4 separate regions of the Homo sapiens genome follow, and regions 2, 3 and 4 are each linked to region 1. The links are chromatin contacts, found by Hi-C or POLR2A ChIA-PET in ENCODE. All regions are on one chromosome and are shown on one strand. Each heading gives the region's core, a stretch centred on a gene start or an enhancer-like site at or near the end of the contact. The rest is flanking DNA. Distances are from core to core; before and after follow the strand shown.

What was found. Hi-C counts contacts between places; a loop is a spot of excess contacts on that map. ChIA-PET counts read pairs that join two places held with the same protein, here RNA polymerase II (POLR2A). Pooled maps may share reads with other maps.
Region 2: a map of transverse colon shows a loop between it and region 1 (12-fold over the local background). The contact joins the promoter of RFPL1 here to the promoter of PIK3IP1 in region 1. A Hi-C loop is called at or near these places in 2 of 168 maps with a recorded cell type or tissue (posterior vena cava and transverse colon).
Region 3: a map with no recorded cell type shows a loop between it and region 1 (16-fold over the local background). The contact joins the promoter of AP1B1 here to the promoter of PIK3IP1 in region 1. A Hi-C loop is called at or near these places in 1 of 37 single-sample maps with no recorded cell type and 2 of 50 pooled maps. POLR2A ChIA-PET finds 5 or more read pairs at or near these places in 1 of 52 experiments (Caco-2).
Region 4: a loop to region 1 is called in a pooled map, with 7 times the contacts of the local background. The contact joins the promoter of NIPSNAP1 here to the promoter of PIK3IP1 in region 1. A Hi-C loop is called at or near these places in 1 of 50 pooled maps. POLR2A ChIA-PET finds 5 or more read pairs at or near these places in 2 of 52 experiments (CD8-positive, alpha-beta memory T cell and Caco-2).

Annotation. Positions count from the first base shown.
Region 1 is chr22:31,290,704-31,294,140 of GRCh38, forward strand. It overlaps PIK3IP1 (phosphoinositide-3-kinase interacting protein 1), which reads right to left and starts at 1,785. Exons shown (of 6, transcript NM_052880.5): 1 at 1,572-1,785; 2 at 477-593; 3 at 262-381. The coding sequence starts at 1,641. It overlaps LOC105372997 (a long non-coding RNA gene), which reads right to left. Exons shown (of 4, transcript XR_001755493.3): 3 at 3,027-3,118; 4 at 2,241-2,449. RefSeq lists silencers at 28-257, 438-557 and an enhancer at 1,118-1,167.
Region 2 is chr22:29,436,527-29,440,029 of GRCh38, forward strand. It overlaps RFPL1 (ret finger protein like 1), which reads left to right and starts at 2,057. Exons shown (of 2, transcript NM_021026.2): 1 at 2,057-2,638. The coding sequence starts at 2,266. It overlaps RFPL1S (RFPL1 antisense RNA 1), which reads right to left. Exons shown (of 1, transcript NR_002727.2): 1 at 489-3,503.
Region 3 is chr22:29,387,265-29,390,375 of GRCh38, forward strand. AP1B1 (adaptor related protein complex 1 subunit beta 1) reads right to left here and starts at 1,306. Exons shown (of 23, transcript NM_001127.4): 1 at 1,160-1,306. It also overlaps a transcript of RFPL1 not described here.
Region 4 is chr22:29,579,649-29,582,783 of GRCh38, forward strand. NIPSNAP1 (nipsnap homolog 1) reads right to left here and starts at 1,465. Exons shown (of 10, transcript NM_003634.4): 1 at 1,337-1,465. The coding sequence starts at 1,434. RefSeq lists an enhancer at 626-1,238 and a silencer at 1,222-1,271.

The DNA of each region.
Region 1 (3,437 bases), core at 535-3,034:
GCGCGGCGGAGAGACCTAGCCTCACCCCAGCCTCGCCCCGCGCAGTTGTTTACAAGCGCTCGCGGCGGATGAGCTCATACGAGTGGCGGCGGCGGCCAATAGGCTTTGAGCCCCGCGGCCTGGAGACAGCCCTGGCCAATCGGACGGCGCGGAGGCGGAGCGGGGCCGGCCGGCATCGCGCGGCCGCACGTGCGCCACGAGTGTCTCAGCCGCTTCCTGTCAGCGCCAGGAGCGGGGATTCCCGGGGTCCCGGGCAGGTACCTGGACAGCGCAGGTCCTCGCAAGGCCGTTTCTCAGGGACGCCGGCCTCGCCACTGACGTAGCACCAGGGCCCGCGCGGGTCCTCGTCCGGGTTTCGGCAGTAACTGTGATTGCCGGCCCCTAAGAGAGGAGAGAAGGAAATGTGTGCCGGGGCTGGCACCGGGAACGCGGCCGCCGCCCGCCAGCCCCGGGGCCGTCCCCCGGAGGACACTTACCCGACACGGGGGCCGAGGCCAGCCCGCTCTGCGCGTCCAGCCAGTTGAGGCAGCGGAGGCCCGGCGCGGGGGAGGTCTGGTCCTCCCGGTACAGGTGGCCGTTGTCCCAGAAACAGCCTGTGAGGAAAAGAAGCCCCCGGACACAGAATAGCGGGCAGCGAACGGAAGACGCCCAGCGTGGCGGACAGGGGAGCCGGGACCACCCGGGCTGAACCTCAGCCTGGTTAGGGGACCCCGGGCCCTGCTGGGCCTCCCTCTCCTCTCGTGGCAACACCCCCACGCCCCACGCACCCCCCCCCCCCAACTCCACGCACACCTCAGGGTGTGAAGCCCCCAGCCTGTGCCTGTCCCCCAGTCAACGCTCAGAGACTGTTAGGTTTTATTTATTTTTGAAACCTGGAAAGCGCTGCAGAAGTGCAAAGCGTTGTTACTCTTGAACTTGTGACCACTTTGGAGGAGGAGATGGAGAGGAGGAGGCCTGGCTTAGGGTCCCTTTGAGGAGCTGGGAGTTTTGGGACGGGGGGCGCCCAGACGTGACATTTGTCCCTGTGTTGTAATGGCCACGTTACATAAACTCCGGTGTTTCCTCCTTCACGGATACGGCCACCTTCTGCCCGTTTAAAAGGCAAATACTCCCTCCCAGGAGAATTCTCCAGGAGCCTTGACTCCGTCAGGCAAAAGATTCAAGACAGCCTCAAACGGAGGAAACCGGCCTCATCGCTGACTGGATGAGACTCCAAGCTCCCACTCCCCTCTGCAGGAGAACCACAGAAGGAGGCTGGGGAAGGAGGACCACACCATGCAAAGGGCTTAGAAAGAACAGGACTTGGGGAGTAGGGGAGATGAACCCCCAAGCTCCATCCACTCATGAGCAAGGAAAGGCAGAGAGAAAGTGGCTTCTTGCCTTTGTTCTTAATGGCAAAGATGGAGCTGCAAGCCCCTGACAAGGAAAGGAGGGGTGGAAAAGCTTTCACGGGACAACAGAAACCGGCTAAACGCTTCGTTTCCTGTCATCCTGGCCCTGTTTGGGAAATAGGGGGCTTTACCCCTTCTGTTTCATGAAGTTGCTGCGGAAAGGAAAGATTGTAATCTCACCTCCAGATCCATAGGCTTCTGCTAGGAGCATGTTGCTGACGAGGAATGCTTGTACCCAGGCCAACAGCATCCTTGCCTCCTTCGTCTTGCAGGTGATTGAACGACCAGTGTTTAACCGAGGCCCCCTTGGCGGCGGCTCTGCCTCCCAGTCCCAGCCTTGCAGTCAGACCTGCCCTTGTTATGCTGTTCTGGTAAACAGCCTCTCTTTAGAACTGGGAGCTTCCCAGCTAGCTTGCTGCAGCGCGAGCTGTTTTTCAGCTGAAAGGCGCCCCCTGGGTCCTAAGCCTCCTAGGTCATGCAAAATCTAACTGAGCCAAGAAAGGAACTCAGCCAAGAGATATGCAGGTTGTGCTTAGCAGCCGATCAGTTTGAGACCTGCGAGGCCGCATCCCCAGGGTTTTTCATCTCTTCTGTTTCCATTTGTGTGAGTACAGAAAAAATAATTCTATCAAGGGGCATCATGGGATGTGGGAAATTATAAGCACTAAAACACAGAACAACTTAGGGAGCTATGCACCCAGGAGGAATTCATGACCACATAGGGGGGAAAAAATAAGAGTTTCTGGTGGGGAGTGGAGTAATAGTTTTTTTTTTTTTCTTTTCTTTTCTTTTTGAGACAGAGTTTCACACTGTCGCCCGGGCTGGAGTGCAATGGCACAATCTCGGCTCACTGCAACCACCTGCCGGGTTCTCGCAATTCTGCCTCAGTCTCCGGAGTAGCTGGATTTTTTTTTTCCCTCACTCTATAGGAAATCCATTTGCTGTAATTTATATCCATCATTAAATCTCACCATATCCATTTGACTTAGGCCTTTTGGAGTTAGGCAGAAGGGCCCTTCTTCCTGTTTGGCTGACAGCTCCCAGGCAGCCTCAGTAAACTGAGAGAGAGAGCAGAGTGATTCGTCAAGACTACCTTGTGACAGGGGCACACCACCACAACCCAGCTAATTTTTTGTATTTTTAATAGAGACGGGGGTTTCACTGTGTTGGCCAGACTGGTCTTGAACTCCTGACCTCGTAATCCACCTGCCTCGGCCTCCCAAAGTGTTGGAATTACAGGTGTGAGCCACCGCGTTCGGCCGAGTAACACTTTATACCCATCCTTGAAAAAGAAAAAGGGCCTTTATGAACACTGACACTTAAAAAAAAAAAAAAAAAAAAAAAAAAAAAAAAACAGTGTAACTTGGCCAGGGTCAAATCTGTCACATTGCTTTTTCTTACATTTGAGGTTTTTTGGGGTGTTGTATATAGTAGGACTATAGAAGGAGTATCTTTAGTTGAAAACACATGTTATGCAAACATGGAAAAATTTGCTCAGCTACATTGTAATAGTCTACCCTTTCTGCCAGCCCTAAATTGTATAGAGGAATTTAAGTAAAATGTTTGCTTTTTTTTTTTTCCCTCACCCTATAGGAAATCCATTTGCTGTAATTTATATCCATCATTAAATCTCACCATATCCATTTGACTGAGGCCTTTTGGAGTAGGCAGAAGGGCCCTTCTTCCTGTTTGGCTGACAGCTCAAGTTCCCAGGCAGCCTCAGTAAACTGAGAGATAGAGCAGAGTGATTCGTCAAGACTACCTTGTGACTCAGTCAGATCCCAAAATAGAAATGGGGAAACTCTGTTTCAATCTTGCAGGCTGTAATTTAAGGAGGAAAACAACTAATTTTTTTTTGGGTGGGGGGGACAGAGTCTCTGTCTCCCAGGCTGGAGTGCAGTGGCACCATCTCGGCTTACTGCAACCTCCACCTCCCAGGTTCAAGCAATTCTCCTGCCTCAGCCTCCCAAGTAGCTGGGATTAAAGGTGTGCGCCACCACGCCTGGCTAAATTTTTTTTTGTATTTTTTTAGTAGAGATGGGGTTT
Region 2 (3,503 bases), core at 807-3,306, 1.9 Mb before region 1:
GAGCCGGATGTTGCAGTGATCCAAGTTTGTGCCACTGCACTCCAGCCTGGCTGACAGAGCAAGAATCTGTCTCAAAAAAAAAAAAAAAAGAAAGAAATGTTTAGAGTGTGCTAATTATCCTGACTTGATTATTACACACTTTATGCATGTATCAAAATATTACTGTGTGCCATAAATATGTACAATTATTACATGTCAACTGAAAGTAAAGAGGAAAAAAAAGTAAACCAAAACAAGACCTGAGTGTCTCAGAGTCCTCTAATCCCATGAGGAATCATATTTAAAGCCGACCAAAATTAGGTCTTTATTTTTAATTATGCAAAAAGAGAAAATTCCTTTAATATGTGCCAAAGGGAATAGGGAAAATGATAAGATTATATTCAAATTATTTGAAATTTGAAAACAAAGCAGTAAAGATCCCACTACACAGAAAGGCATGAAAATGAAAAGATTCGGGGTTGATTCAAATGGAAGAAAGCACAACTCACTTCACGGGTAACAATTTTTATTTGAGAACACAAGTTTCACAAGAAAATCATCTTTTTTTTTTAAATTGTGACTTTTATCTTAACACTGTGTGAAGTACTCAAGGTCCAAGAAGCTTAATGGTCATTTGTCAAAATAGTAATTATCCAATTTTTTCCTATGAATTATGAAATTTTTTCAAAACCAGAAATAAACCAATGAAAATAAATAAAAATTCCCTAGAATTTCCTCAATGGAATGCATGCCCCTATTACCTTTGAGTCTGATGTATATGAATTTAAACCATTTTGTAAAATTGCAAATCCAATCATACTTAATACTTCAGGTTTCCAAGCAAAGCTTGAAGCCTACAACATATTACAGGAATTATCTTTACTGACAACTGATGGAAACATCTCTAAAATAAGCTTTTGAAGTTAGTACATTAAGCCTAATTTAATATAAAGGCAATTTAATCTTATCTTCATATGAAAGAAAAATACACTGTCAGGATGAAGGATTTACTAAAGTTACAATTAACTGGAGATATATCACCAGTAAAAACCTAATTCCCTGTTATAATTAAATCAAAGCCTCATTAGGTTAGAGGGTGTGGAAGGGCATGACCCAGTGGGAGGTGGGAATCTCACCAATAAAACGCCCTCATGTGCCCCTTCCGCACAAGACCTGAGCGCCCAGTGGAAGCAGCTGGAGGACAGAGGAGCTTCCAGCAGAAGAGGTGAGCCCATGCCTGTGTGTGTGTTTTTCCTCCTTAGATGCCTAGAAATGGGGGTTATGCCTTGGGGGATGAATGAGAGAAATTCGTAATTAATGAATTCAACAAAGGCTGTCTGAGTGCTGCCTCAGAGTTGAAAACCAGTCACCCTGGATCCCCAGATCTCCAGTCTAGGAGTGGTGGCAGTCAATTTGGTATTCATTTCCAAGGCTGGAGAAGGATGTGATTTTTTTTTTTTTTTTTTTGGTGAGACAGGGTCTTAACTCTGTTGTCCAGGTTGGAGTGACCTGGTGTGATCTCTGCTCACTGCTAATTTTTCTATTATTTGTAGAGAGGGGGTCTTCCTGTGTTGCCCAGGCTGATCTCAAACTCCTTGGCTCAAGGGATCTTCCAGCCTTGGCCTCGCAAAGTGCTGGGATTACAGATGTGAGCTACTGCATCCAGTCCCTCTCTTTTTTTTTTTTTTTTTTTTTGAGATGGTGTCTCACTCTGTTGTCCAGGCCGGAGTGCAATGGCTGGATCTTGGCTCACTGCAACCTTTGCCTCCCAGGTTCAAGCAATTCTCCTGCCTCAGCCTCCCAAGTATCTGGGATTACAGGCGTGTGCCACCACGCCTGGCTAATTCTTTTGTATTTTCAGTAGAGATGGGGTTTCACCCATCAGGCTGGTCTCGAACTTTTGACGACCTCAGATGATCCACTCACGTCAGCCTCCCAAAGTGCTGGGATTATAGGCCTGAGCCACCACGCCCGGCCTCCCAGCCCCTAATTCTTATGTTCATCAATCAATCTCTTGCTGGGGTTCCCCTAGGAGGAGGTGAAATGACCCCAGCTCGCTGTTCCTCACATGGGTGCTGCCGTGTCACTGGCTCAGGCTCAGTTGCTGGGTCACCAGTAGAATGGACCCTTCCTCCACCTCAGTTCAGAGCACAGTGATGATTCGTGACTTTCTTTCCCAATAGAACTTCAAATCTCTGAAGACGGGGGGTGGGGGGATGTGCTTGAGTGTTTGTACTCATGGTCTTGTTCTAGAAGTGACAAAGCTGGGACACAATACCTTTATGCATGAAAAGGTTGTCACTTGTCACAACTAACAGGCTTTCACCTCACGGAAATTTTCTTCCCTTGTGCACTTTTCCCCTGGCAGTGGACATGGCTGCACTCTTCCAAGAAGCAAGCAGCTGTCCCGTCTGCTCAGACTATCTAGAGAAACCAATGTCCCTGGAGTGTGGATGCGCTGTCTGCTTCAAGTGCATCAATTCACTGCAGAAGGAGCCCCATGGGGAGGATCTACTTTGCTGTTGCTGTTCCATGGTCTCTCAGAAGAACAAAATCAGGCCCAGTTGGCAGCTAGAGAGGCTGGCTTCCCACATCAAGGAACTGGAGCCCAAGCTGAAGAAGATTCTGCAGATGAACCCAAGGATGCGGAAGTTCCAAGGTGAGGGATCTGTATACACTGCCCCCTTCCTACGACCAGACCAGGAAAAATCATCTGTGCAACTGGCCCCTCATTCCATATGGGGATTAGCTGCTGTCTGGCACCTAAAATTGAGATGCTTCTTCATCATCAGATTCTCAGCCCTGACAACATACAGAATCACCTGGTGATCTCCAAAAAAAAGGCTGGCTGGGCATGGTGGCTCATGCCTGTAATGTCAGCACTTTGGGAGGCCGAGGCGGGTGGATCACGAGGTCAGGAGATCGGGACCATCCTGGATAACACGGTGAAACCCTGTCTCTACTAAAAATACAAAAAATTAGCCAGGCTTGGTGGTGGGTGCCTGTAGTCCCAGCTACTTGGGGGTTGAGGCAGGAGAATGGCGTTAACCTGGGGGGGGCGGAGCTTGCAGTGAGCCAAGATTGCACCACTGCACTCCAGCCTGGGTGACAGAGTGAGACTCCGTCTCAAAAAAAAAAACCTGATGTCTATGTCATGGGTTAGACAAGGGATTCTCTAAACTTAGTGTGCTCAGATTACCTGGGGATCTTGTTAAAATGCAGATGCTGAACTGGGAAGTCTCAGGATTGATCCCGCTGGCTTGGGGACTTTGCTGAGTAGCAAAAACACAGAGCAACTTAATTTGAATTTCTCTCTAGCAAAGGTTCCCAGGACTCTGACATTTAAATGGGCCTGGTAATTCTAATGCACAGTGAGTATTGGCACCCACTGTACCAAACAACCTCACCCCAGGGTTGGGAAGAGTTTGGAATGGAGCACCTATGGTGTTTGTTTCTGTGAGTGGGGCGAGTTGCAGACGCTGGTCTCCTCATCGGTGTGCCATGGACTTCAACAGGGGTCCTGG
Region 3 (3,111 bases), core at 56-2,555, 1.9 Mb before region 1:
CGTGACATAAATCCAAATAAATACAACGGCAGCTAAAAATCTTTTTTTTTTTTTTTTTTTTGAGACGGAGTCTCACTCCGTGGCCCAGGCTGGAGTGCAGTCGCACGATCTCGGCTCACTGCAACCTCCACCTCCTGGGTTCAAGCGATTCTCCTGCCTCAGCCTCCCAAGTAGCTGGGATTACAGGCGTACGCCACCATGTCTGGCTAATTTTTGTATTTTTATTGGAGACAGGGTTTCACCATGTTGGTCAGGCTGGTCTTGAACTCCTGACCTCACGATCCACCCGCCTCAGCTTCCCAAAGTGCTGGGATTACAGGCGTGAGCCACCATGTCTGGCTAAAAGTCTTAAATATCCCCTACACCCCAACCTTAACTCCAGTCTTTCCTTTGTCTCTGTACTTTGCAGGTCTCTGACAGCCTGGCAGAAAACCTGGCCTTGCCTCTACTACCCGAATGACCTTACATGTGGGATTTAACCTCTCTGTGCCTCAGGGTCCTCATCGATAAAATAGGGATATTTAATCCCCACAAAGGTTGCTGTGAAGTTTAAATGTGTCATTGTAAGGAAAGTGCTTAGCACAGTGCCCGGTACACAGAAGGGACTCGATAGCCACTAGCAAGCATCTCCCTCGTTATTTTGCAGCATTATCACCGGTGTCTCCATTCAGTTAACTTGTCTTAGAGGCTCCAACAAACAAGACCAAGCCAGTGCCTAGCCGGAGGCGGGCGGCACGGGACCGTTTTCTAGTTTTTTTTTCTTTCTTCTTTTTCAACCTTGGCAAAGAGATAACGCCCTGAACAACGAGGAGGCCTCAGGATGGCCATGGAGGTGAGTCCGAAAGAGGAAATCAGAGCCCGAAGAGTTTTCCCTCAGGCCAGTGGGGAATTCCTCGGGGCCTAAGTCCTGTCTCTCCGGGCGGAAGCCCCAGGAGGTGCTGCGGGTATGGGGCGGCCGAGGAACAGGCCGGCGGCCAAGTGGGCGCGAATGAATGAACGAACCCTCAGCCCTTCCTCCTCCTCTGGCTGGGGACGTCGCTCGCGCCCCTGCAGCGCCGCGTCCTCTTCATGACCTCTGACCCCGCAAACCCCTCACCTAGGACCCCTGACCCCTCGCCCCACTTCTTCTCCTGGCTCGCCCGGGTCCCCGCTTCCTCACCCGCAGGTCCCAATAGCTCCCGGCGCCCCGGCTCGGTTCGGCTTGGCACCAAAATGTCCGCGGCCTCCACCTCTCGCTCTCCCGGTGCGTCCGGGCTGCCGGCGGCTCGGAGCCCCGCGGCTGTCACCTGCCGGGCGGAAGTGAGCTGCCCGCGCGCGGGTACTTCCGGTGGACGCAAGGCCTGAAGGCGGGGTCAAGGGTACAACCCTGGCGGGGGTGGTGCCCGTGGGGCGGGGCAAGAAAAGGGGAAGAGCCCAACGGTATTAACCCCTCGGCAGCCGCGGCGCTGCTATGCTGCAGTCTCCCGCAGAGCCCTTGGGAAACCATCCCGCTAGCCAATTCAGCGTGAGGGGGCCGGGCAAGGTCGTAGGGAGTTTGAAGTCCATCTTCTGTGTAAAGACGGCAAATCTGAGGTTCTAAGAGGGGCAGGGTTTTGCTCAAGGTCACTCATTTTTTGTTTGTTTGTTTGAAATAGGGTCTTGCTCTGTTGCTCAAGCTAGAGTGCAGTGGCTCGAAGATCTGGGCTCACTGCACCCTCCGCCTCCCAGGCTCAGGTGATCCTCTCACCTCAGCCTCCCAAGCAGCTGGGACCACAGGTGCGCAGCACTACGCCCGGCTAATTACTTATTATTTACTTATTTATTTTTTGTAGAGAGAGTCTCACTTTATTGCTCAGGCTGGTCTCGAAATCATGGACCCGAGAGATCCTCCCGCCTCGGCTTCCCAAAGTGCTGGGATTACAGAGGGGTCTCTCTCTGTCCAAACTAGGTTTACAGCTCTAGTTTGGACCCCTCCATTCTTAAGATGAGTGACCTTGAGCCAGACACAGTGGCTCATACCTGTAGTCCCAGCTACTCGGGAGCCTGAGGCAGGAGAATAGCTTGAGCCCAGGAGGTTGAGGTTACAGTGAGCTATAATTGCAGCACTGCACTCCAGCCTGGGCGACAGATCCAGACCCTGTCTCAAAAAAAGAAAAAAAATGGCCGGGCATGGTGGCTCACACCTGTAATCCCAGCACTTTGGGAGGCCGAGGCGGGCGGATCACAAGGCCAGGAGATCGAGACCATCCTGGTTAACATGGTGAAACCCCGTCTCTACTAAAAACACAAAATATTAGCCGGGTGTGGTGGCAGGCGCCTGTAGTCCCAGCTACTCAGGAGGCTGAGGCAGGAGAATGGCGTGAACCCGGGAGGCAGAGCTTGCAGTGAGCCGACATCACACCACTGCACTCCAGCCTGGGCGACAGAGCAAGACTCCGTCTCAAAAAAAAAAAAAAAGAAAAAAGAAAAAAACCATCTGCAATCCCACTGACCTAAGACAATCACTTTTAATATTTTGGTGAATATTCTTCCAAACTTGATAGATCATTTGTTTTTTTTTGTTTGTTTGTTTTGAGACAGGGTCTCGCTCTGTTGCCCGGACTGGAGTGCAGTGTCGTGATTTTGGCTCACTGCAACCTCTGCCTCCCAGGTTCAAGCGATTCTCCTGCCTGGGCCTCCCAAGTAATTGGGATTACAAGCATGCACCACCGTGCCCAGCTAATTTTTGTATTTTTAGTAGAGGCGGGGGTTTCACCATGTTGACCAGGCTGGTCTTGAACTCCTGACCTCAAGTGATCTGCCCACCTCAGCTTCCCAAAGTGATGGGATTATAGGCGTGAGCCACTGTTGGTATTTTTTAACTCACCAAAATATTGGTAAAAGTTTCCCAAAATAGTAAATACATTTCTACTTGGCACTTTCCAGTATCTGCATAGTATTCCATTACGTGGATGGTACTGCTAATCTCAAAAACAATCCCCTGAGGTTGTTATCCATCTTTTTTAATATTATCAAAAAGTTGTTAATAAATAAGCTTGCACTTACTGCTAAGTGCACTTATTGCTAAGTCTCTACGTCCTATCTAATATAGATATTACTGGTTTTTATATTTAATATAATTTTAGATGTTTA
Region 4 (3,135 bases), core at 215-2,714, 1.7 Mb before region 1:
AACTGCTGACCTCAAGTGATCTGCCTGCCTCGGCCTCCCAAAGTGCTGGGATTACAGGCATGAGCCACCATACCCGACCAACCACAGCATCTTTAATCCTCAACAACCCTATGAGATACATCCTGATTACTCCCATTTTACAGATGAGGAACCCGAGGCTTAAAGAGTCCTGAGGTCACCCCACCTACAAAGTCTGAGTTAGATCTGTTAGTGCCAGGCAAACTCTAGGCTTTTCCCACGGTGTCAGCTTTATCCCTAATTATTGGGCAGTCTAGGTGGGGCGCTTATGCCACTCCTCTTTCCCAGCTGTCCAAAAGCCCCACTGCTCTGTGCTGTAACATCTCATGGCAGGCACTATCAGAACTTTGCAGCTTCATTCCTGGGCTGCAGGGCAGGAGGGATGGTTGCTTCCTTTTCACAGGTTGGGGGAGGGGGAACAGGTGGCCTCACTTCTTTGGTAAATATTCCTTGACCATACACAGTCCTGAGCCCTCTGAGGGTGGGAGGCTGGGGAAACAGAGAAAAATGAGATCATGGTCTAGTGAGAGAGACAGACAAGCACCAAGTCATAACTGTGCAGGGTCATATATGCAGAGATGGGGGAAGTACAGGGCTGTGGGGACCAAGGAGTGAGGGGCTGCCCAGGGCCAGTCAGGGAGGCCAAGCCCTAGCTCAGCCCAGAGCAGGGCCCAAACAAAAGCCCAGGCTGAGAGCACATGGCCCAGCCAGACTCCCACTCCCAGGAGGCCACCAGTTGGGTGCAAAGTGCATGGCGCATTGGCAGGCCTGGGTCCCAGACCTGGTGCTGCCACGGCACAGCAGGGAGGGTGACCTTGGACAACTCCCATTCCCTCTCAGGTCCGTTTCCCCACCTGTACAGTTCGAGGTGGAGGAACAAAGGGTCTGTGCAGCCATGGCCCCTGGGGATCCCCCACTGCTCCCCTGCCATCATCTCTTTCCCACAGAACTTCCCGACGGAGGAGCTGACTACCAGAAGCCCCCAGTGGGTGTTAAATCACAAGCTACGCCTGGGAATGGGCCACTCCTCCTGTCTTCTGCCCTCTCCCACTCTCCAGGGCCCAGTACCTGCCCTTCTCACCATCTTTCATCAGGTCCCCATCACAGCCCGGTCCCAACCAGGACAAAGACCCTACCCATCCCTTTCTCACCTCCCCCATTCTTTGCCCAGACCCCTCCCTAGGCCTTGATCCTGCCCCGCCTCTAACCCCCAGATTCCAAGCGAGGAGTCTCAGCCCCTCCCCCACGACCCAGTCCCTGGCCCCCGCGCCTGCACCCCACCCCGCGCGCGTCTATCCCTGCCTGGCCGGGCTCTCACCGCGCCGCAGCTGCAGACGCAACGTCCCCAGCGCGAGGCCCCGGGCCCCCCAGCAGCCGCCGCGCCGTCACAGAGATGCTGCACAGCCGCGGAGCCATGTTGGAGCCGCAAAGGTTGCAGGAAGGCCCCGCCCCCAAGCCCTGGTGGCGGAGGCGGGGCGCGAATAAACTCCACCCCTCCGGCTCGCCCGCCCCCTCACTCACCCGGTCAGGTGGGCGTTTCCTGTGGGCGTCTCCAACTCCGCAGGTGCTGGACGGAAGTCAGGGTTCTAATCCTCTGCGCGCTCTGCGACCTTGGCAAGCCCTTTGCCCACTCTGGGCCTCAGGATCCACCTCGGTAAAATGGGAGCGTGGAACAATAATACCAAGGGTTCTTTTTTTTTTTTTTTTTTTTTTTGAGACGGAGTCTCGCTCTGTCGCCCAGGCTGGAGCGCAGTGGCGCGATCTCGGCCCACTGCAAGCTCCGCCTCCTGGGTTCACGCCATTCTCCTGCCTCAGCCTCCCGAGTAGCTGGAACTACAGGCGTCTGCCACCACGCCCAGCTAATTTTTTGTATTTTTAGTAGAAACGGGGTTTCACCGTGTTAGCCAGGATGGTCTCGATCTCCTGACCTCGTGATCTGCCTGCCTCGTGCTCCCAAAGTGCTGGGATTACAGGCGTGAGCCACCATGCCCAGCCTACCAAGGGTTCTTAACAAGGCTGTCCGGGATGTGCAGCAGAGGGTCAGTGTAACCACCCCATGGGTTCATTTTGCCCGTTTCCCAGACAGCGGATTTATCAAGACAGAGGAATTGCAATAAGAGTTTAATTCATGCAGAGCCGGCTGAATGGGAGACCGGAGTTTTATTATTACTCAAATCAGTCTCCCTGAAAATTCGGAGACTGGGTTTTATTAAGGATAATTTGGTGGGTAGGGGCCAGAGAGTGGAGAGTGCTGATTGGTCAGGTCGGAGATGCAATCATAGGGAGTGGAAGCCGTCCTCTTGTGCTGAGTGGATCTCTGGGTGGGGGCCACAAAACCGGATGATCCGGTTTCTTAATCTGTGTATCGCCAGCGGATCCATTGAGTGCAGGATCGGAAAAATATCTTGAGCACCAATCTTAGGTTTTACAGTAGTGATGTTATCCCTAGGAGCAACTGGGGAGGTTTAGAATCTGTGGCCACTACCTGCATGACTCCTAAACCGTAATTTCTAATCTCGTGGCTAATTTGTTAGTCTTACAAAAGCAGTCTGGTCCCCAGGCAAGAAAGGGGTTTATTTTGGGAGAGGGCTGTTATCTTTGTTTCAAAGTTGAACTATAAATTTGCTGCCGGGCATGGTGGCTCATGCCTGTAATCCCAGCATTTTGGGAGGCAAAGGTGGATCAGAAGTTTAGGTCAAGAGTTCAAGACCAGCCTGGCCAACAGGGTGAAACCCCGTCTCTACTAAAAATACAAAAAAATTAGCCAGGCATGGTGGCGGGCACCTGTAATCCCAGTTACTCGGGAGGCTGAGGCAGGAGAATCTCTTGAACCCTGGAGGCAGAGGTTGCAGTGAGCCGAGATCGCGCCACTGCACTCCAGCCTGGGCAACAAGAGCGAAACTCCGTCTCAAAAAACAAACAAAAAGACTGTAAGTTTGGCCTATGCCCAGGAATGAATATGGACAGTTTGGGGGTTAGAAGCAAAATGGAGTCGGTTAGGTCAGATCACTTTCACTGTCATAATTTTCTCACTGTTAAAATTTCTGCAAAGGGGTTGCATCAGTAAGCCCCCTGAAATTGTATACAACGTTACGTGCTCCTCTGTGGTGCATTCTC